2 separate regions of the Homo sapiens genome follow, and region 2 is linked to region 1. The links are chromatin loops, found by intact Hi-C in ENCODE. Cell type or tissue: prostate gland. All regions are shown on one strand. Each heading gives the region's core, and the rest is flanking DNA. Links, peaks and the distances in the headings are about the cores only.

Region 1 (2,900 bases), core at 290-2,789:
TGTTTGGGTTTCTTTTGTGGGGAGGGGTTGTTTTTTGGTTGGTTTTTTTGTTTTGTTTTTTGTTTTGTTTTGTTTTTGCTCTGTCTCATTTCTGTTTCCAACTGGGAAATTTTTTTTAATGGCAAGAGAAAAAGAAGCTGTGAAAAGAGAAAAGCGAGAGGAAAAGTAGAAGAAAAAGAAATAAGGGTGAGAAAAGAGCAGAGACAGGAGAAAATGGGGAAGAGGAAGAACCGATAGAGAGAGAGAGAGAGAGAGAGAGAGAGAGAGAGAGAGAGAAAGTGGAGAGGAAGAGGTCAGGTACCCAAAGAATAGAAAAGCTCGGGCCGGGGCTGGTGGCTGCCGGCTGACCCCCACCCTCCCCGCAGACCATCCTAAACTCCATGCACAAGTACCAGCCGCGCTTCCACATAGTGCGAGCCAACGACATCCTGAAGCTGCCTTACAGCACCTTCCGCACCTACGTGTTCCCGGAGACCGACTTCATCGCCGTCACTGCCTACCAGAATGACAAGGTGCGCGCGGCGGGCGGTGGGCTAAGCCCCTGCACTGACGCCCCTCAACACGTGCAGGCCCAACCGTCCGTTCATCGCCCCTCGAAGCCCCCTGCACGGGATCCGCGCTCTTGCGGCCCGCCCCCGAGCACCGAGCCTCGCATCCATACGCGCAGCACTCACGGAAGTCCTCAAGGCGCCCTCTCAATCCCACCGCGCGCACACACAGGCTCCCCTGGGGCGAGCGAACAGCTGGGCCGTCGTTCTGATGGAGATGTTTACTTAACAATTAGCTGAGACTCCGGGCCCGCGCTGACATTTTTACATTTTATTCGTTTATTTCTTGGCTCAGGAATGAGAATGTAAGTGAAGAGAGGGCGCCCGAGGCAATCTGCCCAGGCTCTACCGATGCTCAGAACCCGGGGCCCAGTTTTCACTCTCTCGGGGGGAGCCAGAGGGTGGGACAGGTGACACAGCCCCCCAAAGCACTCCTGGCTACTGCTCTGGGTCAGTCTAGGCCCCAGACCCCTTGGGAGGCGCTTAGAGAATTACCTTCCAATCAAAGGGCTTTTTCTGCTTGCGGCTTCTCCACCCTTGTTCTAGTGGGGCAGAGCATCACCCCTCTAGGCCTGTGCCCTTGTGCGCCACTGTCGAGTGAAAGAGAGGGTACGAGTGTCCGTGCCGGTCGTTGTGGCTTTGTGAACCAAGGTGTACGCTGGGCTGTGCGTGCCCCGTTTGGGGTGTGTTGGATACCTGTGGAGGCATGTGAATTCGTTTGGTTCCGTAGGCGTTTGTTATGTCTGTGCACACTTGCGTGTGTGCGAGCCCGTGAGTGTGATTTGGCTTTGTGTGTACCTGCAGCCTTGCGTGTGAACTGCAGTCTCTGTTCGCGCCTGCTCGGGTGCGGAGTCGTTTAACTTGCGCAAGCCCGCGGGCGGGTGTGCATGCTTGGGCTGGTTCCGACACTGTGGCACTGCTTTAGGCCTGTGTGGGGCTGTCTAGGCCTGTCTAGGGATAATTCCTCGAATGAAGCTTTTGGAGGACAGACCCCGTCGCTTTCCGCGAGGCCCTCCCACCGGCCTCAGCTCGGGGCGTCCCATCCCAGGCGGGTGGGTACCAAGTGGACGCTCCCCGGGTCTTCCCTCTGCGGCCAGCACCCGCTGACCTCGGGGTGCCACCGACCACGCTGGAAGAGCCACGGCCTGACTTAGCGCCGCCCCCTTGGTCCCCGCAGATCACACAGCTGAAGATCGACAACAACCCGTTTGCCAAGGGCTTCCGGGACACCGGGAACGGCCGGCGGGAGAAAAGGTGAGAGGCCGAGGACAGCAGCCCTGTGGCGGGTGCCCGCGGGAGCAGCGAGCAGGAGGGATGGAGGGATGGGCTCCCCGCTGACCTGGTTCATCCGCTCATCCCCAGGAAGCAGCTGACGCTGCCGTCTCTACGCTTGTACGAGGAGCACTGCAAACCCGAGCGCGATGGCGCGGAGTCAGACGCCTCGTCGTGCGACCCTCCCCCCGCGCGGGAACCACCCACCTCCCCGGGCGCAGCGCCCAGTCCGCTGCGCCTGCACCGGGCCCGAGGTGAGGGTCGGACCGGAGGAGGGACAGGGAGGTGGCGGCGGGGGGTCCTCAGGTCGCTGGGCTGGTCTTTTGCTGAGCCACCCGCTAACCTGAAAGGCCAGGAAGGAAACGTCGGCGAGTGTCTGGGATGGGGTTTCCGTCCCGGGACTCCCCTACGAGGGCGGTCCCCGGTAGCCAGAAGATCCGGCCGGACTCCGAGCCTGGCCCCTTGGGCGCCGTGTAATTCTATAGCTGTAGGGTTTCCTCTCCAGGGCTGGGTTCCTTCCACTGTAAATCTGGGGTCTTGGATTAGGTGACCTGCAGCTGCCCTTTGCCCGACTCCAGCAGCTCCTCCGACTCGGCCTCCCCGAGAGCAGCCCTTCCCGAGTGTCCCTGATCCTGCTCGTCGGCCTCCGCCCAGGCCCCTGTAATCCGCGCGCCCTCTCCCCGCAGCTGAGGAGAAGTCGTGCGCCGCGGACAGCGACCCGGAGCCTGAGCGGTTGAGCGAGGAGCGTGCGGGGGCGCCGCTAGGCCGCAGCCCGGCTCCAGACAGCGCCAGCCCCACTCGCTTGACCGAACCCGAGCGCGCCCGGGAGCGGCGTAGTCCCGAGAGGGGCAAGGAGCCGGCCGAGAGCGGCGGGGACGGCCCGTTCGGCCTGAGGAGCCTGGAGAAGGAGCGCGCCGAAGCTCGGAGGAAGGACGAGGGGCGCAAGGAGGCGGCCGAGGGCAAGGAGCAGGGCCTGGCGCCGCTGGTGGTGCAGACAGACAGTGCGTCCCCCCTGGGCGCCGGACACCTGCCCGGCCTGGCCTTTTCCAGCCACTTGCACGGGCAGCAGTTCTTTGGGCC
Region 2 (2,900 bases), core at 202-2,701, 48 kb after region 1:
ATGAGGATTCTGCTGTCTTTGCAGATGGGTGGGCAGGCCTATTTCTGCCCCAGGATTCTGGGCATGTGACAGGCGGGGAGGCTGGGGCACGGGCTGGGGTCCGCATGGGTCCGTCTGCTAGTGGAAAGGCAGCGTCCTGTGGGAGGTACAGACAGAGAGAAACAGAGGTAAGTGGAGACAGAGAGCTCAGAGGCTGGGCAGGGAGGTCTAGGTGCTGAGCGGGACTCCGTTTCTGAGGCGGAAAGAACCGGGTGGCTGGGAGCAGGACGCTCCCCAGTCTCCACTTCCTAGACTAGGGCAGGCATTGGGCTTCCTCTTCAGCTCTCCAGGATCTCAAGGAGCTGCCGCGGAATCCTGGCCCTGGGCCGCAGTTTCCCCAGGAGGCTCTGCCAAGCCTGGCACCTTGCAGCCCGGCCTGGGCTCTGTCAAGGCCCGAGCCGGACTCGGCTCCACTCAGAGGCCGGCCCAGCACTTCCCTGCCGCCGCCGCCCCGCACCCGGCCACCGGGCTTCCTCCCAGTCCTCACCCCTGACCTCCGCGGCCGACTTCGAGGCGCGCCAGGCCGGGTCCAGCGCCCGCGGCCCCCTGGGCCGGGACAAGGAGGGCGGGTGAGCAGAAGGGCCGTGCCCAGGGCCTGGAAGTGCAAGGCCGCGTGGTGGGCATGGTAGGGAAGCGGAGCGTGGGCCTGTGAGGCGCGTGTGCGCCTGCGACCTCGGGACCGGGGCTCCCAAATGAACAGCGCGCACAGCTGGGAGCAGGGCTTGGGGAGCGGGGCTCTGCGGCCGGGGATCCGTAGAAGCCGCTGCCTGGAAGCGGGCGCCGGCAGGGGGTGGCCAGACCCGGTCGTGGAGCGTCCTAGTCTTCGGGCACGGCGGGGCCAGGCGAGCCCTCCTGGTTGTCGAGCCTCGGCTGAGAGCCGGGCTGCTCGCCCTTGCTTCCCGCCTCTCTAATCTAAACCATGCGGGGCTCCCAGCCCCTACCCGGCTCGCGGGGCCCGAGGGCCAAGAGGAGGGCACTGGGCCGCGCGGTGGAGGAGCCGGCGGCTCGCGTGGGGCTCGGGATCTTGGGGACCGCGACGCCGGGGAACCCTGGAGCCCCCCTCCCCGGGGGACAGCGGGCGCAGACTGATTGACAGCGGCGACGTCAGCGCGGAGGGGGGGCGGCCCCAGAGGGAGGGAGGGAGGAGGAGGGAATTGAGGCCCCAAAGTGCAGCCTTGGAGATCAAGGGCCCGCTCCAGAGCCGGGATGTGTCCAGCCCCGAGGGCACGGCAGGCAGCTGGACCCTGACCCAGCGGCGCGGAGTCGGAGCCCCGGCCGTCCCGCGCTCCTCGGACCCGAACCTGCAGGGGACCTCGGGCCGCTGGCGCCTCCGCATGCGGCACCGCAATTAGGGTGAGTGTGGGTTCCAGCCGAGTGGGGACGAGCTGGGCGTGCGGGGCTGGGGCCACAGGGGCTCAGGGTTAGGCTGCGGGGACGGACAGGAGGATGAGCTGGAAAGGGGTGAGTCACGCGACCCGGGGAAGAACTTCAGGGGCGGTCAAAGTTGCAGGAAGGCGGCGCGAAGTGCCTTGGGTCGGGCCGCCGCCTCGGCCCGACACCCAGTAGTTGGGGCACGAGCCCTCCTCTCTGAGTAACGCGATGAATTGGGTCTAGAGATCCAAGAGCATAGAAATATCGACAGCGCCAGCACCCTAAGAACAAGGCCGTGACAGGCGGAGCGGTGGCCTGGAAATTGGTGTTTGCAGAATATGCAAGGCCAAGGAAGAGGGCCCCGGTACTGGAGCGAAAATCCGTGTAGATATGTGAGTGATCAGAACACTAGACTCAGAGCCTTTGATGCAATAGACTAGTCAAAATTAAAGCAAGGAACATTATATATAAATAATGATCGATGATTAAAGATTATTGGAATGTGAACAATTACCAAAGAAAGGGCTAATCGGCATAACTGATATAACACGTGAACTTCCAAATAATACAATCATAGTCACTTTCAGAATCAAGTGAAAATAGTAATCACAATTTTTAAAAGGATTAAAGACAAAGTAATTCTAAATAGAGGAACAATGTAAGGACTGTTTATTAAAACCAATTGCACTAATATAACATATAGTAATAGTGTAACAAATTACCAAACTGTAGGAAACTAGCAAACGAACTGTAGGAGAAAGATGAACAATGAAAATACTATTAAGGGAAATACTATTAGTGGTAGTGATATAATAATATAATGTATTATTGATACTACAGTGAACTATTAAAAGAAATATTAACTAAAATCTTAGGAGCAATAGTAATATAAATAAAGACATATTAACAAGAATTGCTGGAGTAATATGACAATTTATGACCAATGTATTAATAGTCACAAGAACATTATAAATAATGGTTGAGTAATAAGAAGTATTGTACCAATGTGATGAAAAATAATCAGAGTATTAAGAGCTACAACAATATTACAAAGTATGACAAAATAACAAGAAGTAATGATGTGATGAGTAACTAGCGAGTTCAGATCTGTAACATTACAAATAATGACAAAGTAACAAGATACTGTCGGGGTGTGTTGAAGAATAATACCTGGAGTGTTATGAGCAAGCCTAACAAAACAAATTGTGGTTAGATAACAAGAAGTATTATAAGGATGTGAGGGAAATTAACATGAATTTTGAGAACAATTATATAACAAGTTATGGTAAACAAGAAGTTATTGAAACAGCGTGACAAAGTATAATCAAAATGAAGAGCAAGCAACGGAAACGTATTAGGGATACAAAGCAAGAATAAAAAATTACAATAGATTAACGTGACCTATTGTTCACTATGTCACCTCGATATTGGAAATAGTATTATGAATGTGCCAGGCGGCCCTGAAATGATGGAACAGTGACAGGAAAACA

Evidence for each region. Hi-C counts contacts between places; a loop is a spot of excess contacts. Peaks named below come from ENCODE experiments on the same cell type or tissue, not always from the same donor. Only the 100,000 strongest peaks of a DNase experiment are listed, where the experiment ranks them.
Region 2: it touches region 1 in a loop (3-fold over the local background); 6 of 110 quality-filtered maps call a loop at or near these places.

What each region holds. Positions count from the first base shown.
Region 1 is chr17:61,402,696-61,405,595 of GRCh38, forward strand. TBX2 (T-box transcription factor 2) reads left to right here. Exons shown (of 7, transcript NM_005994.4): 3 at 366-512; 4 at 1,726-1,802; 5 at 1,911-2,074; 6 at 2,507-2,900. Among named protein-coding and RNA genes, the nearest start is that of TBX2, 4.3 kb to the left of the region's middle. RefSeq lists an enhancer at 2,713-2,900. In prostate gland, for the core only: no CTCF peak of the experiment used is centred there; a DNase peak (open chromatin) is centred at 1,424; H3K4me3 peaks cover 2,500 bases; H3K27ac peaks cover 2,500 bases; H3K27me3 peaks cover 1,131 bases.
Region 2 is chr17:61,451,186-61,454,085 of GRCh38, forward strand. It overlaps TBX4 (T-box transcription factor 4), which reads left to right and starts at 1,237. Exons shown (of 9, transcript NM_001321120.2): 1 at 1,237-1,392. It overlaps LOC124904042 (a long non-coding RNA gene), which reads right to left. Exons shown (of 2, transcript XR_007065872.1): 2 at 2,057-2,900. RefSeq lists enhancers at 1,207-2,048, 2,849-2,900. In prostate gland, for the core only: no CTCF peak of the experiment used is centred there; no DNase peak of the experiment used is centred there; H3K4me3 peaks cover 762 bases; H3K27me3 peaks cover 291 bases.